2 separate regions of the Homo sapiens genome follow, and region 2 is linked to region 1. Evidence: read pairs that join two places in POLR2A ChIA-PET (ENCODE). Cell type or tissue: B cell. All regions are shown on one strand. Each heading gives the region's core, and the rest is flanking DNA. Links, peaks and the distances in the headings are about the cores only.

Evidence for each region. Peaks named below come from ENCODE experiments on the same cell type or tissue, not always from the same donor. Only the 100,000 strongest peaks of a DNase experiment are listed, where the experiment ranks them.
Region 2: POLR2A ChIA-PET joins it to region 1 with 6 read pairs; 2 of 35 experiments call an interaction of 5 or more read pairs at or near these places.

What each region holds. Positions count from the first base shown.
Region 1 is chr22:22,815,392-22,822,619 of GRCh38, forward strand. LOC105372948 (a long non-coding RNA gene) reads right to left here. Exons shown (of 4, transcript XR_938047.2): 4 at 5,590-6,245. It also overlaps IGL and IGLV3-9. Among named protein-coding and RNA genes, the nearest start is that of MIR650, 3.8 kb to the right of the region's middle. In B cell, for the core only: no CTCF peak of the experiment used is centred there; a DNase peak (open chromatin) is centred at 3,670.
Region 2 is chr22:23,294,298-23,299,297 of GRCh38, forward strand. It overlaps BCR (BCR activator of RhoGEF and GTPase), which reads left to right. Exons shown (of 23, transcript NM_004327.4): 16 at 727-858. Among named protein-coding and RNA genes, the nearest start is that of LINC02556, 30 kb to the right of the region's middle. In B cell, for the core only: no CTCF peak of the experiment used is centred there; no DNase peak of the experiment used is centred there.

The sequences.
Region 1 (7,228 bases), core at 921-5,920:
GACCCCACATTGTAATGGGGCACCTGAGGCCTAAGGAGGACAGGAGACCCAACCCCTGTGGGCCCCAGGAGCCTTCCTGTCCTGACATTTCACAGAAACTGCAGAGGAAGTGCAGGCCCAACCTTTGGTTCCACCTGGGGACTGTCTTCAGGGAACACTGACCTTTCCCAGTCCCCAAATTCCCAGGACCTGTCTGACCTGACTAGGTGTGCCTCCAGCTCCCTGATAGCTTGGATTTTATCTCTGGGCTCTGGGCTGCTTTCTGAGGAGCTCACTAAGAAGTCCTTGGTGCCAAGTGCAGGACTTGCCCCTCTGCTCCATATCCCGGGTCTGCAGGCACAGGGGACAGGTCCTGCTAGGTGAGGCTGGCACCCTCTTCCAGGAGGGATCTCTCATCCCAGGCCCTAGGGACAGGTTCACTGGGCTTTCTTTTCTCACTTAGAATCTCTTAGTCTTTTTGTTTCCTTCTTTAAGAGTACAACTGCTTTTTGGTGAAATCATGTGTATACATCAAAGTTAACAGACTACTGTCACAAGCGCATATATATACACATCCTCTTCCTAGATGGGGTAACCGTGGACACTCTGCCATAGTCGTCTTTTTGTTTCTCTCTCTCTACCACAAGTGAGACTATTAATAGCACTCTTCTATGCAGACCATAATCATATTCTCCAGTTGCACAAGAACGATTCTTATAGTTGCTCAATTTCCTTGCCTTTCAGGACCCTGAAGTTTCCCATGCCCACATTTGGTTGCCATGTCTCTCTGATCCAACAGTATTCCTTGGAAGCCGAAGCTTATGAAACATTTTGCAAAAAGTTCCACAAGAAAACTCAAGTTCCTTGTGCACAGTTGGACCATGTTCATTGTGTGCAGTAGAACCTCGTTCCAGTGTTGAGTCCATTTTATGTTTTGACCATCAAAGGGAAGGGCATTATGACTTTTGGGGACTGAGTCGATGGAGGAAAGATAGCAGTCGATGATGACCTTATGCACTGATGTGTATGTGGCCAATGTCTATAGATGGATTTGGAACTTGAAGGAGCTGTTCATTCTGCAGATGGAATTTCCAGTGCCGCATCTCCACCACCCAGCCACTAGCACTCGGCAGGTGCTCTGTAAGAGGAAGCCCTTCACTGCCAATCAGCCATTACACAGGTGAAGGTGAGTGAGACTTAATAGCTATTAACCCTCAAAACAAACTGAGGAATAAACTCAGGTTCACAAAGTGACTTTGCGGGAACAGCCTGAGGAAGCAAGTTAATTAGTAGCAGAAGGTTTTGCCCAGAGCAGGAGGAATCACAGGATCACTGAGGACCTAGTGATACCATGGTGTGGAGGTGCTGTGAAGCATGGTGACATTCAAGAAAACCTGTTCTCTACAAACACCTACCTACCCACAGGCACAGCAGACACCCCAGCTATGCCAAGGGCTCTGTCTTCCTCTAGAGTAAGAGCCTGGTAGCAAACAGGTATCCTCTGAAAGGCAGGTGCCCCATCAGTCAGCTCTGCACGACTGAAACAAAAGGAAAATTGCCAGAGAACTTTCCAGAAAACAGTCAACCTGCTTGTGCTGGTGCATTGATGGTGACCCAGGATCAGTGGAAGTAACAGTAGCTTAATTTCCCCATGGCTGCATGATGGACACCGGGAGAGAAGTGTGGAGGCGGATTAACCACCACTCTAAGTGGCTTCAGCCCTAGGTAAGCAGGAACAAGTGAGGGGGCTGAGCCCACTTGTGTCTAATCAGTCCCAGCCTCAGCGACTGCATCCTGGAGACCAACAGGGAGTGTATGCGCTCAGCCCCTCCCAGATTGCTGAGCATAAGCAAGAAATTTCCCTCCGCACACCTGACGCACCACACACCTGCCCCCAGCTCCTCACTTACAAGACAATATCAAATCAGACAGGGACTGGTCTGGGTCCCAGATCCCCTCAGGTTGCCGCTGTCCTCTCAGATCCCCACACACAGCAGACTCTTCCCCTCACACTCCTGTTCCAGGTTACTCTTCTCCAATATGATGGGGGTTTGCTTTCATTGTTTCTGTATTTTTTGTATTTTTATGGGTAAGCTGAGCCCCTTTTACCTGGTCTTGAGTCAGGCAGGGGCCACACAGAGAAGAGGAATTCCTCCCCAGGGGCCAGCAGTCCACGGATCAAGGCATCAGGGACCTGAGCAGTAGGTTCTGTTCCTATGCCTGGACCCAGGAGGCCCATGAGCCTCCAGCAGTCAGTATGGAGCAGCCACCAGGGGGGCAGCAAAGAGTCACCTGGGAAAGCCACCTCGGGATGGGGTGGACCTGGGCATCAGGGAGATGCTGACATGCAGGGAGGGTCAGTGACCACGACCTGACACCTGGAGGGAAAATAGGTCCTTCTTTTTCTAGAGTGTTGTCCTTGACACTGATGTAAAAATTCTAGCATCAAATTTTATCTTCAGCTTTTGTAGATGCTCCTATTTCCCTGACAAAGGTCCAGGCACTTGACTTCCCCACACATCCTCTCCTCACACACCCAGTTGTGCTAAAATGCTGTCCCTGTCACGCACAGTGTCCTTCCTGAGGTGACACGTGTCCCCCTCCCTGCCCTTTGCTCTGGGAGCCCCTGTCCTGTAGACACAGCAGCTTCTTCTTCCCTGGCTGCTCCCCATCTCCACTGTCCCTGGGCTTTCCCATCTGTCTCCTGGGAAAGCTGCCAAATCACAGGTCTCAATTTCCTTGTGAGGCACAAAATAGTTGCTCATTAACCTTCTGTTGACTTAATTAAGTTTTTAATTCCTTGATTTGTTTTCCCCAGCAACTGAAGACAACTTAGTCATAATAAACATTCATTTCCAGGGGTCTTGCAGTTTGCTGACCCCTCTCATTCTCTCATGGAGCAAACATTTTCTTGACCTCCTTATCTGTCATTGGTCCTCACAGCACCCTGGGGACACTGAGGCACAGCATGTACGACCTGCCCTGGAGCTCACAGCCAACGAGGAAACTTACCGCATCCCATGGATCTTCCAACACTCCATGTGCACTTGGCAACCAAGAAATTTTATTCTTCTCTAGCACTGAGGAGCTGTGCCCTGGGGTGGGGTCTGTACCTATCCAAGGCACATGCTGTCACCTGTAGAGTGTGGATAGAGGGTCCTTGCATTAGGTTCTGGAAAGTGTCTTCAAAAACGGATTTAGGCCTACACCCAAAATCTCCTCTCTGGCACAAATTATTCATGATCAGGATACATCTAGAGGCCTAGACCAAAATTCACCACCTCCCTCCTGAGCCAGAATGGAATGGAGGAGGGGACTGGGGACCCCAGATAATTTCCCCATCACCACTGTGACTCTATGGCCACCTCCTGCAACAGTTAGGGATAATCACATAGGAAGGGCTTCATGTATCCTAGGAAAAACACCCAGAGTCACTTATGAGCTCTACCATGACCAAGTGAGCCCAGGAGTCGGGTTGAGCACAGCGTGGTGTGGAGATATCTGCAGAGACCGTGGAACCAGTTTGTAAAGGAGATCCTGTAGGCTGAGGGTGAGAGTGCAAGGCCACTCCTCCCCCTCTCTGCATCCTTTGGGGCTAAGCCCTTCTCTGGAAACCACAAAGCTCCTCCAGTAGCAGCCCTTGACTCTGCTGATTTGCATCACAGGCTGCTCTCTTCAGCAAGGGGATAAGAGAGGGCTGGAAGGAACCTGCCCAGCCTGGGCCTCAGGAAGCAGCATCGGGGGTGCCGCAGCCATGGCCTGGACCGCTCTCCTTCTGAGCCTCCTTGCTCACTTTACAGGTGCTGCCCCCAGTGTCCCAGCCACCTACCCAGCTCCAAGGCTCTGGGTCCAGCCTGGCCTGACAGTGATCTCAGCAGGGCCCTGCCTGTGGTGTGCAGGATGCTCATGATCCTGCTGCAGGGGGAGGGGCTGCTGGAGGTGAAATCCCCCCACACTGTTCTTCTGTGCTCATGGTCCCCTGAGGACACTTCTATTCCTGAAACTCAGGCCAGGCAGGTGGGAAGGCATTGTTGGGTTGAGCCTCTCAGTTTCAAGTCTATTCTATTCTCTCCCCTTTTCTTGCAGGTTCTGTGGCCTCCTATGAGCTGACTCAGCCACTCTCAGTGTCAGTGGCCCTGGGACAGACGGCCAGGATTACCTGTGGGGGAAACAACATTGGAAGTAAAAATGTGCACTGGTACCAGCAGAAGCCAGGCCAGGCCCCTGTGCTGGTCATCTATAGGGATAGCAACCGGCCCTCTGGGATCCCTGAGCGATTCTCTGGCTCCAACTCGGGGAACACGGCCACCCTGACCATCAGCAGAGCCCAAGCCGGGGATGAGGCTGACTATTACTGTCAGGTGTGGGACAGCAGCACTGCACACAGTAACACAGGCAGATGAAGAAGTGAGACACAAACCCTTTCGCCATCTATGTCACCCTCTTTCTCTAATTCAAGGAGGACTATGAACAAAGCCTTACGCAGATCTGGTTAAATTCTCTTTAATCTCTGCCCCCAGCCTGTCCCTCCCTCCAGTCCTTCAGGCGGGGTCTGCAGAAAGTGCATCAGTAGTTCATTTAGGGTGATGTGATCAGGATGGACTGGTGTTTTGGTGACTCAGCTGTGACTTGGGAAAATAGGGCCTGCATGGAAGATCAGACTGAGGTAGACATCCACAGTTGTCTCTGGATTTCCATAGGTGGTGACAGGCCAGTCCTTGCCCCAAATGTCCTAGATCAGTCCCCAGAACTGCCCAGCTCAGGCTCCTGTGGTAGCCTGTCATTCTTTAGAGAAACACCAATGGAGTAGACACTGTGGGATCTGCCCAGATCCCCTGTTCTGAGCTTACCCACTAAGCACTACTGGGAGCTTCTGGCAGGTCAGAGCTGTGTCCTCACTGTAAAGTGCTGTTCGGTGCAGAAAACAGACTCCTCCAGGTCTATGCCCTTTCTCAGTGAGGTTAGATTTCATGACTGCCTGAGGCCGAGTTCTCGACTCTGCCTCAATATAGGAAGACCTGAAAATCCTCCCAGCTCCACAGCTCTCTGTAGGAAAGACTTGAGACCTCAATGAGGGTCAGGGTCTCCTGCCCAGGGTTGCCTCCCTCACCTCCTTTCACATCCTCTGTGCATGCAATTCCTCATCTCAGAGTCTGCTTCCAGGGAACCCAATTAAGATCACCAGCCATCCCCAACATGGGCCATGTGGGACTTCAGGAGGCCACTGTATGCTGGAAAGCACCTGTTTATTCCTAAATTAGCACTGTGAGTATCCACACGCCCAATGAGATCTGAGTGTTTCTTGCATTTGCATGGAATGAGAAGGGAGCCTGACTCGCCAGGTGCTCTGGGGTCTAAGGGAGAGTTGGAGTCAGATCTCCCTGCAGGGAAACCTGGGGCAGGAGGAGCAGCCTTACCCCATGCAGGGACCACAGATGCACCCACAGGGTGAGCTTAAGTATGGACACTGCCTACCTCCACCCTCCACATCCTGTGTAAAAAATCATTCTTTCCACCCCTCCTCCAGCCTATCAAAGTTGACACTTAAAAAGCCACCACAACCCACCCTTGTCAACAGGAAACCCATTCACATCTCCATCAGCCACACAATCTCCACATAAAGATTCTTCAAAAAATAATAACAATAGCCATGCAAAGTATATGATATATATCATAAATAATTGTACTTAGATTATATATGAAAATGATACTCTTTTTGATATGCTAGGTAAATAAAATACATTATTTAAACTCATTGACTTCTTCTCTTTGTATTTATAACATGATGACTAGACAGTGGGATTCCCATGAGGCTCACATCACATTGTGATTGAACAAGGCTGGTCTGCAGGGCTTCAGGTTACAGGGGCTGTGGAGTGACCTGGTGCAGGAAGCCCCGTCTCCATCCATAGGACATCAGTGTGAACCCAGGGAGAGGCGCTGGTATAAGAGAGATGAGAACACAGGTGTGAACCACCTGCTTGTGCAGGGGACTGAGCCTTCACTTTGAGCCAAATAAGTTTTCTTTCCCAAGTTCGATCCTGAACAAGAGGGCTTTCTGGACTTCTTTTTGTTTTCAGGTTTGTGCCCCTTCAGGTTTGGGGCTGTCTGGAGTCCCAGCCAGGGGACAGTGAGGAAATCCAGCAGTCTCACACTGACTCTGTTGTATTTCATCTGCTGGGGCCATCCCAAACTGCTGCGTACCATTTCCTTTCCTGGTGCTCAAATAGCTGCTCCATGCACTTGTCATGGTTTTATAGCTCAATCTAGATGGGAAGACAGGATAGTGTATGTTACAATATTTAAATAGAACCTGAATCCCTTAATAGTTATTTTAATATGGAACATTAAAAGAGTTGCATCATAGGCAATGGGGAAAGATGAAGAAAGATTAAACGCATTTGGAGGAAAAACTAAAAATGTCTTTATTGAATGTCTGTGTGTCTTCAGTGTCGAAGGGTTGAGAGAGGTCAGCTTTAGGTTGTCCTGAGGATGTGCTCAGATGGGGGAAAGTAAGAAAGCCGGAAACGTGCATCTCTGTGACCTGACACATAAATCACAGTAAAATGGAAGTAAATCTTTCAATAAACCTTTCAAGATAACATCACTCTGGTGCACATAGAAAGGCCTGTTAGCAAACTTTCCCTTTTCCCTGCTGGCTCATATCCCCATGGATCACCTGTATGCAGAACGGACTCTGTGGTCTCCATTTATCAGGCTGAGAACCAGAGGCTGGGAAGGACAAGTCACCTGCTCATGAGTGGGAGGGGCAGGATTGGGAGCAGCGGACTCAGGCTCAGGACTGTGGCCCTGGTTGGTGCTCCTTGTTCCCTTCACAGGGTCCCACCCACATGTGCCCGTGTGGATGTGGGTGCACTGCCTGGGGTGGCTGATGTGCTCCAGGGATTTGATGGTGCAGATGCTTCAGGACAAAGCATGGGAGTGGGGATGGGACGAGGCTGCCGCTGGGCAGACCAGGGACCAACGCCACCCAGCAGAGGCTTCCAGTGGGGTTGGGCAGCCCCATTTCCTGAGAATAGAGAGAACCTGGCAATGAGTGCCAGAAAGAGGTTACTTCGAGGTGTGCCCAGGCCTGGAGGGTCACAGAGACACAGGCACCACACAGCAGAGACACTGAGGGCCAAGAGCTCACTCAGGTGAGGGGCTTCAGCAGATTTTTCTCTCCTGAGCAAATCACGTGCAAAGAAATCAACTTCCTGTCATCAGAATAGACAATCAGGGACTTTAG
Region 2 (5,000 bases), core at 1-5,000, 480 kb after region 1:
ACAAACGTGGAATGACGTGTATCCACCATAATAATATCTTACAGAATAGTCTCACCGCCATAAAAGTGAACCTGCATCGACAGATCATTATCTTTCAGAGTCCATAGAAATATCTTTTTTTGAGGGAGAGTCTCACACTGTTGGCCAGCCTGGAATGCAGTGGCATGATCTTGGCTTACTGCAGCCTCCGCCTCCCGGATTCAAGCAATTCTCGTGCCTCAGCCTTACAAGTAGCTGGGATCACAGGCATGCACCACCACGCCATACTATTTTTCGTATTTTTAGTAGGATGGGGTTTCGCCATGTTGGCTAGTTAGTCTCGTACTCCTGGTCTCAAGTGATCTGCCCACCTTGGCCTCCCAAAGTACTGGGATTACAGGTGTGAGCCACCGTGCCCAGCCCATAGAAATATCTTAACAAGTACCCTGGCGATTGTGAGGCAGGTGGTGTGGGGATCACCCTTTGAGATGCTGGTGTAAGGAGTTTGGATTAAGTTTGAAAGGCAGTCGGAGCTTCTGGAAGCATCCGGGCTGGGCCACGGTCTCATGCCAGGGGTGCTTACAAGGAATACTTCCATGTGTCCCAGGACTAAGGGAGGAGGGTCTCAGGCATTGGTCCCTCTGGGCCAGCAAGGGCAGCAGGGAGAGCCCCGGTTCAGAGGACCCTTCAGCCATAACATTGACCCGTTTGTTCACACTGGACTTCCCTTCTCCCTTGGGGCTGCAGGAATTTGAGATAGAGCTGGAGGGCTCCCAGACCCTGAGGATACTGTGCTATGAAAAGTGTTACAACAAGACGAAGATCCCCAAGGAGGACGGCGAGAGCACGGACAGACTCATGGGGAAGGGCCAGGTCCAGGTGAGGCAGCCATCCCTACCCTCCCCTGCCCGATGCATGGCGTCCTTTTTCATGCAGCCCCTGGGGACACTGAGATGGTCATGGCCTTGCACCCAGGGTGGGGTGGGGTGGGCAGCTGTGGCTCTGAAACATCCATCGTGGGAGACCTGAGCCGGTGCCTGCATGTATCTTGATGGGTCTTGACGTACCACCCTCTGTCTGCGTGTCTGTTGCGTCGGCTCATTCCCAAAGGAATTTCCATTCAACTTGGTTTTGCAGCTGGGGCCTCAGTTCCTGCCCGGCCTTAGGAGAACCCAAGGTGGAACAGTTAGATGGTGTCCTAGGCTGAAATTGGCCCATCCTGTGCCAGTCTTCTTAGAAAAGCACAGGGGTCCCAGAGGCTGCCTGCAAGCACAGGGGTCCCAGAGGCTGCCTGCTTGGCATCCCCTATCTGTGGTCTAGACCCAATTTCTAGGGTATAGAGCTGTATCTCTGAACAGGGTGCACACAGACAGGTCTCCTCCCAGGCTAATCTGGAAGCCCCCAGGTGAGACCGAGAATGTGTCCATACAGGACCAGCAAGGGGGCCCTGGTTCTTAAGGAGACTGCCTGGGCCCTCTGTCCTTCAGAAGCTTGTCTAGCCCCTGGGAGCACGCCACCAGGGTTTCCTGGAGGATCATAGCTGGCGCCCCAGGCCCTGTTTATCCTGTTCCCACCCTCACAATTGCGCGGGGGTAGCTGAGAGGAAGCCCTGATCGTGCTTTCCTTATAGTGCATTATATCAGTGGGTTGTGGGTACAGCTCTCTCTTCCCAGGACCTTCCATCTTCACAAGAGGCCTCTAGAGGGAGTGGGTTTGGCTTTCCACATGCCCCTAGAAGCACAGGGCTCCTCAGGAAGCCCAGTCTCCCTCCCTAAGCAGGAAGTAAAAATCCTCTTGTGGTTAAATACCAAGTGCCAGGCTGGGCGTGGTGCTCACGCCTGTAATCCCAGCACTTTGGGAGGCCGAGGTGGGCGGATCACGAGGTCAGGAGATCGAGACCATCCTGGCTAACACCGTGAAACCCCGTCTCTACTAAAAATACAAAAAATTAGCCAGGCGTGGTGGCGGGTGCCTGTAGTCCCAGCTACTCGGGAGGCCGAGGCAGGAGAATGGCATGAACCTGGGAGGCGGAGCTTGCAATGAGTCAAGATCACACCGCTGATCTCTAGCCTGGGTGACAGAGCGAGAGTCCGTCTCAAAAAAAAAAAAAAAAAAAAAAATACCAAGTGCCAGGAAGAATGAAGGGAGAGGGTGGCTCTTCCCTGAGTCACCTGTCATCTTTGCTGATGGATCCCACATTCTCATTCAGATCAGCAAATCTTTACCAAGTGCTGGCCTCACCCCCTTCTGCCACCCTGGCCTGGCTGGCCACATCTTCGGAGGTGCAGCTACTGCCTGTTTTTCTGCCTTGGAAGCTTATAAGGGAACTCAGTGGCTCAGAGCCTCCTGGGGCTCCCTATACTTTGAGATCAGGTTTAAAAGCAAAAAGACTCCTCTGGCACATGCCTGTATTCCAGCTACTCAGGACGCTGAAGCGAGAGGATTGCTTGAGCCCAGCTATTCAAGACCAGCCTGGGCAACATAGACCCCTGTCTAAAACAAAATAAATTAACTAAAAATTGCTCTCAGCTCTCCTGTCGCTGTCCCACTGCACTGTCTTGTTCACTCTGCCAGCCTTTGTGTGGATTCTCATGGTGGGAGATTGTACCACACAGATGGGCCACACCACTCTTGATGGAGTACTTAGTGCTGGTCTCCTTTGAGATCCGAAGTATTTTAGCATCAGTCAAATGACGGTCATAGTTTGGGTGATGGTCACGGCTCAGGTTCTTTTTTACACGTGCTTGCTTTGGTTGTTGTTGTTGTTCTTTGTTTTCTTGAGGCAGTATCTGGCTGTGTCTCCCAGGCTGGCGTGCAATGGCAGGATCATAGCTCACTGCAACCTCAAACTCCTGGCTGAAGCAATCTTTGTGCCCTAGCCTCCCAAGTTGTTGGGATTACAGTCGTGCCCCACCATGCCTGGCTAAGTTGTTTTTTGTTTTTTGTTTTTTTTTTTTTTTTCGAGACAGAGTTTTGCTCTTGTTGCCCAGGCCGGAGTGCAGTGGTGTGATCTTGGCTCTCTGCAACCTCCCGGGTTCAAGCGATTCTCCTGCCTCAGCCTCCCAAAGTGATGGGATTACAGGCCTGAGCCACTGTGCCTGGCCACATGTGCTTTCCCATTCGGTCCTTGCAGCAGATCTTTGAGAGAGCTCATTTGACACTCAGGAGATGCTTCTCTAACCTGCTCAGAATCAGGGCCCTGGGTATTCAGGGAGGTAGAGGGAGCAGACTGCAAAGCCAGTCGTGCTCCCATCGCTCCCACTTCTCTCTCCCTCTCCATGTTTTCTGTCTCCCCCACCCAGCCTAGGGCATTCCTCCCCCACAGTCCAGCCTGCATCTGGCACAGTGTCACTGCTCAGCCCAGGGATACTCACAGCCTGGGTGCCTGGCTCCTTTTTTCAGCTCATCAAACCAGGTAAAGGGAGGTTCAGATTCTGCCAACCATTGACTCAATTCATCCAAATCTTCAATCACTGGAATCCTGGGAGTGGCTGGATTTGAACCAGGACCTCTGAGTACTATTGCTAAGTAACTGGGGGTCTCAGTGAAAGAGAGAAAAGAGCTGATAGGCCTCTTCCTGTGTTATCATGTCAGGCCATCTTTTGAAACTCTTTTCTGCAATGCTACTGAAGTATTTATGCACGTGACCTGTGCTCTTCTGTCAGTCTAGGGGTGCTGGCTGAGCACCCCACCCCATCCCGGGGAAGAGGAGAGCAGTAAGTGTCGAAGAAAAACCCGAGCTGGACAGCAGTTAAAGTGGTAAAAGCAGGTTTTGTTTAGTAACTATTGTGATAGGGAAAAGACTAGAAATGGAAGGCCTAGAAATGGGCTCAATGCTGAAGTCACTTGGATGAGTGGGGACTTGCAGCCAAGAAGCAGGGTAGGGGTTGATGGATGGAAAATGATGAAGTAACATCAGGGGGAAGAGGGATTCTGGTGAAACCGACCCGACAGGATTCTTGCTGAAGACAGGCCAAAGTGATCGATCTCCCCCGGGGGATGGCGTGGGGTGAGGAATCTGATCAGATAGCAAGGGCAGGGGGTTCTGGCTAAACGGACTTAGCAGGATTCTTGCAAAATTTGGGCTCCTGAGAACATGCCCAAGGATGGGATCTAGCTGGAATAAAAAGCTGGAGGGACCAGATGAGTTCCGTCAAGGAGAGTCTTTGTCACACCCCCACCACACTCAGTGTGACCTGGGTGAATTACTGTCCCACTGGCCCAAATGTGTTTCCTCACTTTTCCTTCCCTTCCTTCCTTCCCTTCCTTCCCTTCCTTCCTTTTCTTTCTTTCTTCCTTTCCTTTTTCCTTTTTCCTTTCCTTTTGCCTTTCCTTCTTCTTCGGAGTCTCACTGTCTTGCCCAGGCTGGAGTGCAGCGGTGCCATCTCAGCTTACTGCAACCTCTGCCTCCCGGGTTCAAGCGATTCTGCTGCCGCAGCCTCCTGAATAGCTGTTATTACAGGCATGTGCCACCACGCCTGGCTAATTTTTTTGTATTTTTAGTAGAGACGGGGTTTCACCATGTTGGCCAGGCTGGTCTCGAACTCCTGACCTCCAGTGGTCCACCCGCCTTGGCCTCCCAAAGTGCTGGGATTATAGGCGTGAGCTACTGCACCCAGCCTCCTCACCTTTAAATCTTCCCCAAATATTTGTTCAAAACAAACATCACTCATTTTGTGTTCCTGCTGCAACAGACCCCCTGGGGCCTGCCCCTCTCCAAGGCTGTTTTTTGTTTTTTGAGACAGAGTCTGGCTCTGTCGCCCAGGCTGGAGTGCAGTGGCATGATCTCGGCTCACTGCAAGCTCCGCCTCCTGGGTTCACGCCATTCTCCTGCCTCAGCCTCCCGAGTAGCCGGGACTACAGGCGCCCGCCACCACACCCAGCTAATTTCTTGTATTTTTAGTAGAGATGGGGTTTCACCGTGGTCTCGATCTCCTGACCTCATGATCCGCCCTCCTCAGCCTCCCAAAGTGCTGGGATTACAGGCGTGAGCCACCACGCCTAGCTCCAAGACTGTTTAG